Linked DNA regions of Mus musculus: region 1 is linked to region 2. The links are chromatin contacts, found by POLR2A ChIA-PET in ENCODE. All regions are on one chromosome and are shown on one strand. The core of a region is the stretch at or near the end of the contact, and the rest is flanking DNA. Distances in the headings are between cores, read along the strand shown.

Region 1 (2,700 bases), core at 183-2,682, 160 kb after region 2:
CTAGCCCTTTCCCATCCTTTTTCCTGCAACAGGAAATCACACTGAGGCAAGAAGACTCTCCGGAGAAGGCAAACATAACAGGAGGTACAGCATTAATAGTGAACACTGTGACAGGGGCCACCGGGTGTACTTACAGGCACAATCCCAAGGGCGTCCTGTATACATCTTCCCCCAGTACCCACGGGATAAGCTTCAGAACTTGCCGCTCCCATCACAGAATTCATGAAACCTCAAGATCCCCGCAGAAAACGACAACAGTTGCCCACATAACCTACGGACTTTTCCTAAGAGTTTTCAGTTTTGTTGTTTGTTTGTTTGTTTGTTTTTTTCTTCTTCAGCTTTGTGTATGTGTCTCCGTGTTGGTTTGTGCTCATGAATTCAGTGTCTGTGGAGGCCAGCAGGGGGCACCAGATCTCGCGGAGCTGCAGTTACAGGCAGTTGCGAGCCGTTTTTGGAATTTGAACTCAGGTCTTTTAGAAGGACAGTACCGACTCTTAATTACTAAGCAAGCCATCTCTCCAGCTCCTACATCTTTGTTTTAGTTATATTTTTAACCTGTGGTGGTGGTGGTGGTGGTGGTGGTGGTGGTGGTGGTGGTGGTGGTGGTGTGTGTGTGTGTGTGATTATGTAGTTTAGGCTGCCCTCCAATTCACAACCCTCCCTCCCTTCTCCATTTCCTGAGTGCTGGAATTATAAGCGTGTGCCACTAGGCCCAGCTCTAAGGTGACACTTGGAGCTGTCCCAGAAGGGGTATTAGAGGAGTGCCCTGGGTAGCAAAAGGAGCCCTTGCCTAGGAAAATGCATCTTGGTTCTAGAAGTCATGGAATTCTGATCCTTAAAATATCCAGGTGGGTGGGAGGAGCCAAAATGCAAGGGCGGAGCTAAGATGCAAGGGAAGGGCTTAAAGTGCAAGGGAGGGGCTAAAGTACAAGGGCGGAGCTAAAACGCAAGGGAGGAGCCAAAATGCAAAGGAGGAGAGAAGATCCAAGGAGAAGCTACATTGCAAAGGCGGAGCTAAGATGCAAGGGCAGGGCTAAAGTGAAAGGACAGAGCTAAGATGTAAAAGTGGAGCTAAGTGGCAAGGGCATAGCTAAGATGCAAGGGAGGGGCCCCAGGCTTCAGAGAAGAGACCTACTCCCTGGCTTCTTGCCTAAGTACTCAAAAGTCCTTTCAGCAGGACCGGACTGTTTTCTCTAGTCCCTTTGTCACAGCTGCTGTGTTTATGATTTTAAGAGGCCACACACTAGGCATGGAGCTGTCCTAGCTCACTGTGTGCTCTGCTCTCTCCTTGGCCGGTTTCTGGAGGGCTCCCCCTGCCTGCTCAGGGAGCTGTCTACAGAGGCCCTTTCTCTTCAAATCGCCTCACAAAGCCATTACATTTCTGAAATGCACTGATCTGGAGTCCCTGGGCAGAGTTAAGCCAGTACAGGAGAACTGTAGGCCCGAGTGAGGCACAGAGCCAAGGGCTTAGTGTCAGAATTGGATTATTAGAATTTGGAGCTTCCAGCCCTGCTGGCCTCTGGGACGTGGAGATTACCCAGGCGTGTTTGGCTGGGGGCCCACTGGCCTTGCCACGTTTCCTGCCAGGTCTAAGTGTCCTCCCTCAACTGTGACACCTGGGGCACAGAGTGCCCTCTCCCTCCCTCTCCCCACTCTCTCCTTTAGCCCTCCCTCCTGCCTCAGGTGCCTGGAAGCACACCTGTATCTACCTGGCTGGAACTTACCGTGGAGTTCGTGGCCCACGGTTAGCATTGGAATCTTCTGAGATTTGGTTAAGGACGGAAAATGACAGTCCTAACCCCTAGGATGGCATCAGAATCAGGGGTGGATTCCAAATGGGTGACTGAGTGAGTCCTCAGGTAGGCTGGTGAGCTGGCTCATTGGGTGAAGGCTCTTGCTGCCAATCCTAACAACCTGAGGGCCAGGAACCACATGGTAGTAAGAGAGCTGACTCTCAAACGCCATCCTCTGGCCTTCCTGCACACACCCACAGACATGCACACGAGATAAATAAACACATGTAACTAAAAAAACCCTTGCCGTGAGTCTTTAACATGCTGTAGGAGGGAAATAAAGACTTGCAGGACTCTAACTAATCCCCTGTCCACCCAAGTATGCTCCAAGCCTGTCCAAGATCCCAAACAACTCCCAAACATCTCTAAGATCCTTCAACCCATCAGTTGTGGACACTAAACCCACTGATTACAGTGGCTCTCTTTTGCCAGGTCGCAAAAGTCAGGGCACTCTGCAAATGACAGAAGCCAATGGTCCCCCATTGTAGACTCGCCTCATTAAACACAGGAAACAGGTTCCAAGAGGGCACACACTGGCACACGACTACCCAGAGTCACACAGTAAACAAACCCAAGGCCTAACTGCCAACAGAGCGGCTGCCTGTCTTGGATCATCACACACAGTGAGGTTTCCTCCAGGGCAAAGCCCTTGACACCACTTCCTCTCACCTCTCTGGGGCTGGCTAGGCCTCTTCATGCCCTGCTTCCTGTCTGTGCAGGGTCTGCTTCCGGTCTGCTTCCGGTCTGCTTCCCTCCATGCAGGGTCACGCTCTGTAATCAGCTCTGAATGTGTTTCCAGCATGTCTGTCTCCCTGACCAGCCTGGAGTCTCCTGGCACTCAGGAGGAGATATGGCCCCTGCTAGGTGCTTCCTTCCCCAGTACACACCTCCTCCTCAGACCACCTTG
Region 2 (2,700 bases), core at 188-2,687:
ATACACCCCTCCCCCCAAGGCCCACCTACTACAGTTCTGGGAGTACAGTGTCTCGTGGTCTAGTTTTGTTGCTTTAAAAATCCTCCACGTGTCCCTTCAGCCTGATAACCAGTGAACTTTTTGCTGTTTCCATAGTCATTTTTCCAGAATGTCATGTGGTCAGAAACATACACTGTGTAGCTTAAATATGTTTCCTCATCTCTTGCTATATGCTTCTTCACGTTTCTCCCTGTCTTTCATTAACTCATTATAGAGTCTCTCTATGTATTCTTGGCTGGCCTGGAACTCACTATGTAGACCAGGCTGGCCGCAAACTCTTAGAGATCTGCCTGCCTTTGCTGGGATTAAAGGCACGCACCACTAGGCCTGGGTTTTTAAATTTTTTTTCCTAACACATGGTCACACACAACGCTCTAACAACTGAGTTATGCCCATTCACCCTATCAAAGTAGCCTGCACCCTTCCTTTAGTCTCTATTAATTGCTCTCCATTATTAATAGCCCCATGACTCTGAAATAATCTTCGTGCTTTAGCCAGCTCGAACCACCTATGTCTCTTCCCTGAGAATATGCATGTAAGGACAAGGGCCTAGGTGAAGGCGCTGACGCCTAGCTGGCACCCAACAAGGACCCCGCTGATCGCTTCTATGAAGACGAGCATGGTAGCATTTGACTTGGCACCAGGCGCCGCGAAGGGACGTTTGCAGAAACCAAGGAGGGGGACCGCGCAGCGCGGGAACCCGAATGCAGCGCTCTGTCCGCATTTTGACAGTTGACTGGCAGCTGAGGACCCAGGGACAGCCGACGGTGGATGATGGAAGGTTGACAGCTGAGTGGCAGTCAACCGCCGCGCACCGGGGAGGACCACTGCGCGCCCAAGGGGCCTAGCGCGCGGCGGCCGCTGCAGCTAACCGTAGCCCCGAGCCGACCTGGGCTGAGCGCTCCGCGCATGGGCAGCGCGCGCGAGGGGGCGGGGCGCCGGGGTCACGTGAGCGTGTTTTGGGCACGTGACCAGCGGCCCGGGCTCGCCCCCGCCCGCTCGCTCGCTCCCTCCTCCCTCGGCGGGCGGGTGTGCTTCGAGCGGCCTCGCCTCACCGCCTAGCGCCCCCCTCAGCCGTTGCTGCCGCCGCTGCCGCCGCCGCCGCCGGCCATGTCCCCCGGCCGCCGCCGCCGCCGCCCGAGCGCGGCGCTCCCGCGGCCCGGCGCGCACTGAGCGCGGGCCCGAGCCACCGTTTCGGGGCCCTTGTTCTCCGCGCCGCCGCCGCCGCCGCCATGTTGGGTTTGGAGCCGCAGCGGAGCCGCCGCCGCCGCCGCGGCTGACGAGGCCGAGCGCGGAGCCCGGGGCCCGCGCCCGCTCCGGGGCCCAGGGAGCGGGGCCCGTCGGAGTCTGTCGGAGCCCGACTGCCTGTCCTCCGTGCGAGCGAGTGAAGGAGCGAGCCGCCGGGGCCCCCGGCCGCGCCCTCTGCCGCCGGCCGAGCGAGCCGCGGAGCCCCCGAGAGGCAGCACCATGGCGGAACAGACCTATTCGTGGTGAGTGCGGGCTTTTGGGGACGAGGAGGCCGGGCCGGGCCGGGCCGCAGGTGCTCGCGGGGCTCGGGGTGCGGGCCGCTGGGCGTCCTCCGAGCCCGGGGGAGGGGCGGTCATTCGAGCCGCGCAGCGGAACCGACTGGCGCGGGTGCTGGCGGGCCAGGGGGGAAGCTGGAGAAGGGTGGGCAGAGAACGGGCCCGGGCGAAGGTGTACCCCACTCTCGGCGAGAACAGGTGGTAAGAGGCACAACTTGCAAGTAGTGAGGGCGGGAGCGACCGCTTCCGCGGTGGGCAGAGGCCCTGCGGCCCCGTGATCGAGCCCTGGCACAGCGGAGAGGGGGAGTCTTGTTCCAGGATGGCCACATTCTGTAAAGGAAGTCGTCGGTAGCAGCGGGGTCATGGGTAGTCTTTGTAAAGGGGTTGGTACTCTGCTCTGGGGATTCGAAGAGTGCTGGCCGGTGTTCTGGGGGTGGAGGGCTCGATCACGGGAATGTGTGTGTGTGTCCGTCCAGGTTGAGTCCCCCTGCCTGTGGGACTTTTTTTAGCAGCGTGTTTAGGGCTGAGGCACACACACTTGTGATTTACAGGGGGGAGGTGACAGATGCGTCCAAGTTTGGGGGGAAAGAGGTGAGAAGGGCAGAGGCGTGGAGTGTTTGCCGCGGAAGGAGGTTGGTTGTACCGGGGGCGAGTGGGAATGGTGTAGTTGAGCTGTGGCTTGAGGGTGAGAAAACAGGAGATGGGTGGGTTGGTGGTAGGTACCGGGCGGGCGGGGAACCTGGTCGCTGCAGCCTAAGAGATCGGAGATGGTTTCAAGCACTTGTGGCTTGGTACCAGAACTGTCGACTTTTCCGAAGAGTGGGGTTGAAGGTCCGCTTCGTTTTGTAATTGGAAAAGTGAGTTAGTTCTTCATTCCTGGACCCTAAACCTTTAAGTACCAGAATTGCCTTTTCCCTAACCTGTACAGATTGTGTGGCTACCTTCGGAAAAGTGAGTTAGTTCTTCATTCCTTGACCCTAAACCTTTAAGTACCAGAATTGCCTTTTCCCTAACCTGTACAGATTGTGTGGCTACCTTCCCAAAGCACGGGGCAAACTGTCAAGTGTTGGGAGCGTAAGTGAGCTGTAACTACCATAGGGAGACAGTAAAAGAGCCGGGTTATACACGAAAACAAGGG

What was found. ChIA-PET counts read pairs that join two places held with the same protein, here RNA polymerase II (POLR2A).
Region 1: POLR2A ChIA-PET joins it to region 2 with 10 read pairs in embryonic stem cell. The contact joins the enhancer-like site here to the promoter of Sppl3 in region 2. POLR2A ChIA-PET finds 5 or more read pairs at or near these places in 2 of 5 experiments (Patski and embryonic stem cell).

What each region holds. Positions count from the first base shown.
Region 1 is chr5:115,165,144-115,167,843 of GRCm38, forward strand. Gm35465 (a long non-coding RNA gene) reads left to right here. Exons shown (of 2, transcript XR_387598.3): 2 at 33-312. Among named protein-coding and RNA genes, the nearest start is that of Gm35465, 7.0 kb to the left of the region's middle. Within about 2 kb of position 1,433, at least 1 of the 3 ENCODE cell types and tissues checked has a DNase peak (open chromatin) inside an H3K27ac peak, as active enhancers do.
Region 2 is chr5:115,010,087-115,012,786 of GRCm38, forward strand. Sppl3 (signal peptide peptidase 3) reads left to right here and starts at 1,438. Exons shown (of 11, transcript NM_029012.2): 1 at 1,438-1,529. The coding sequence starts at 1,507.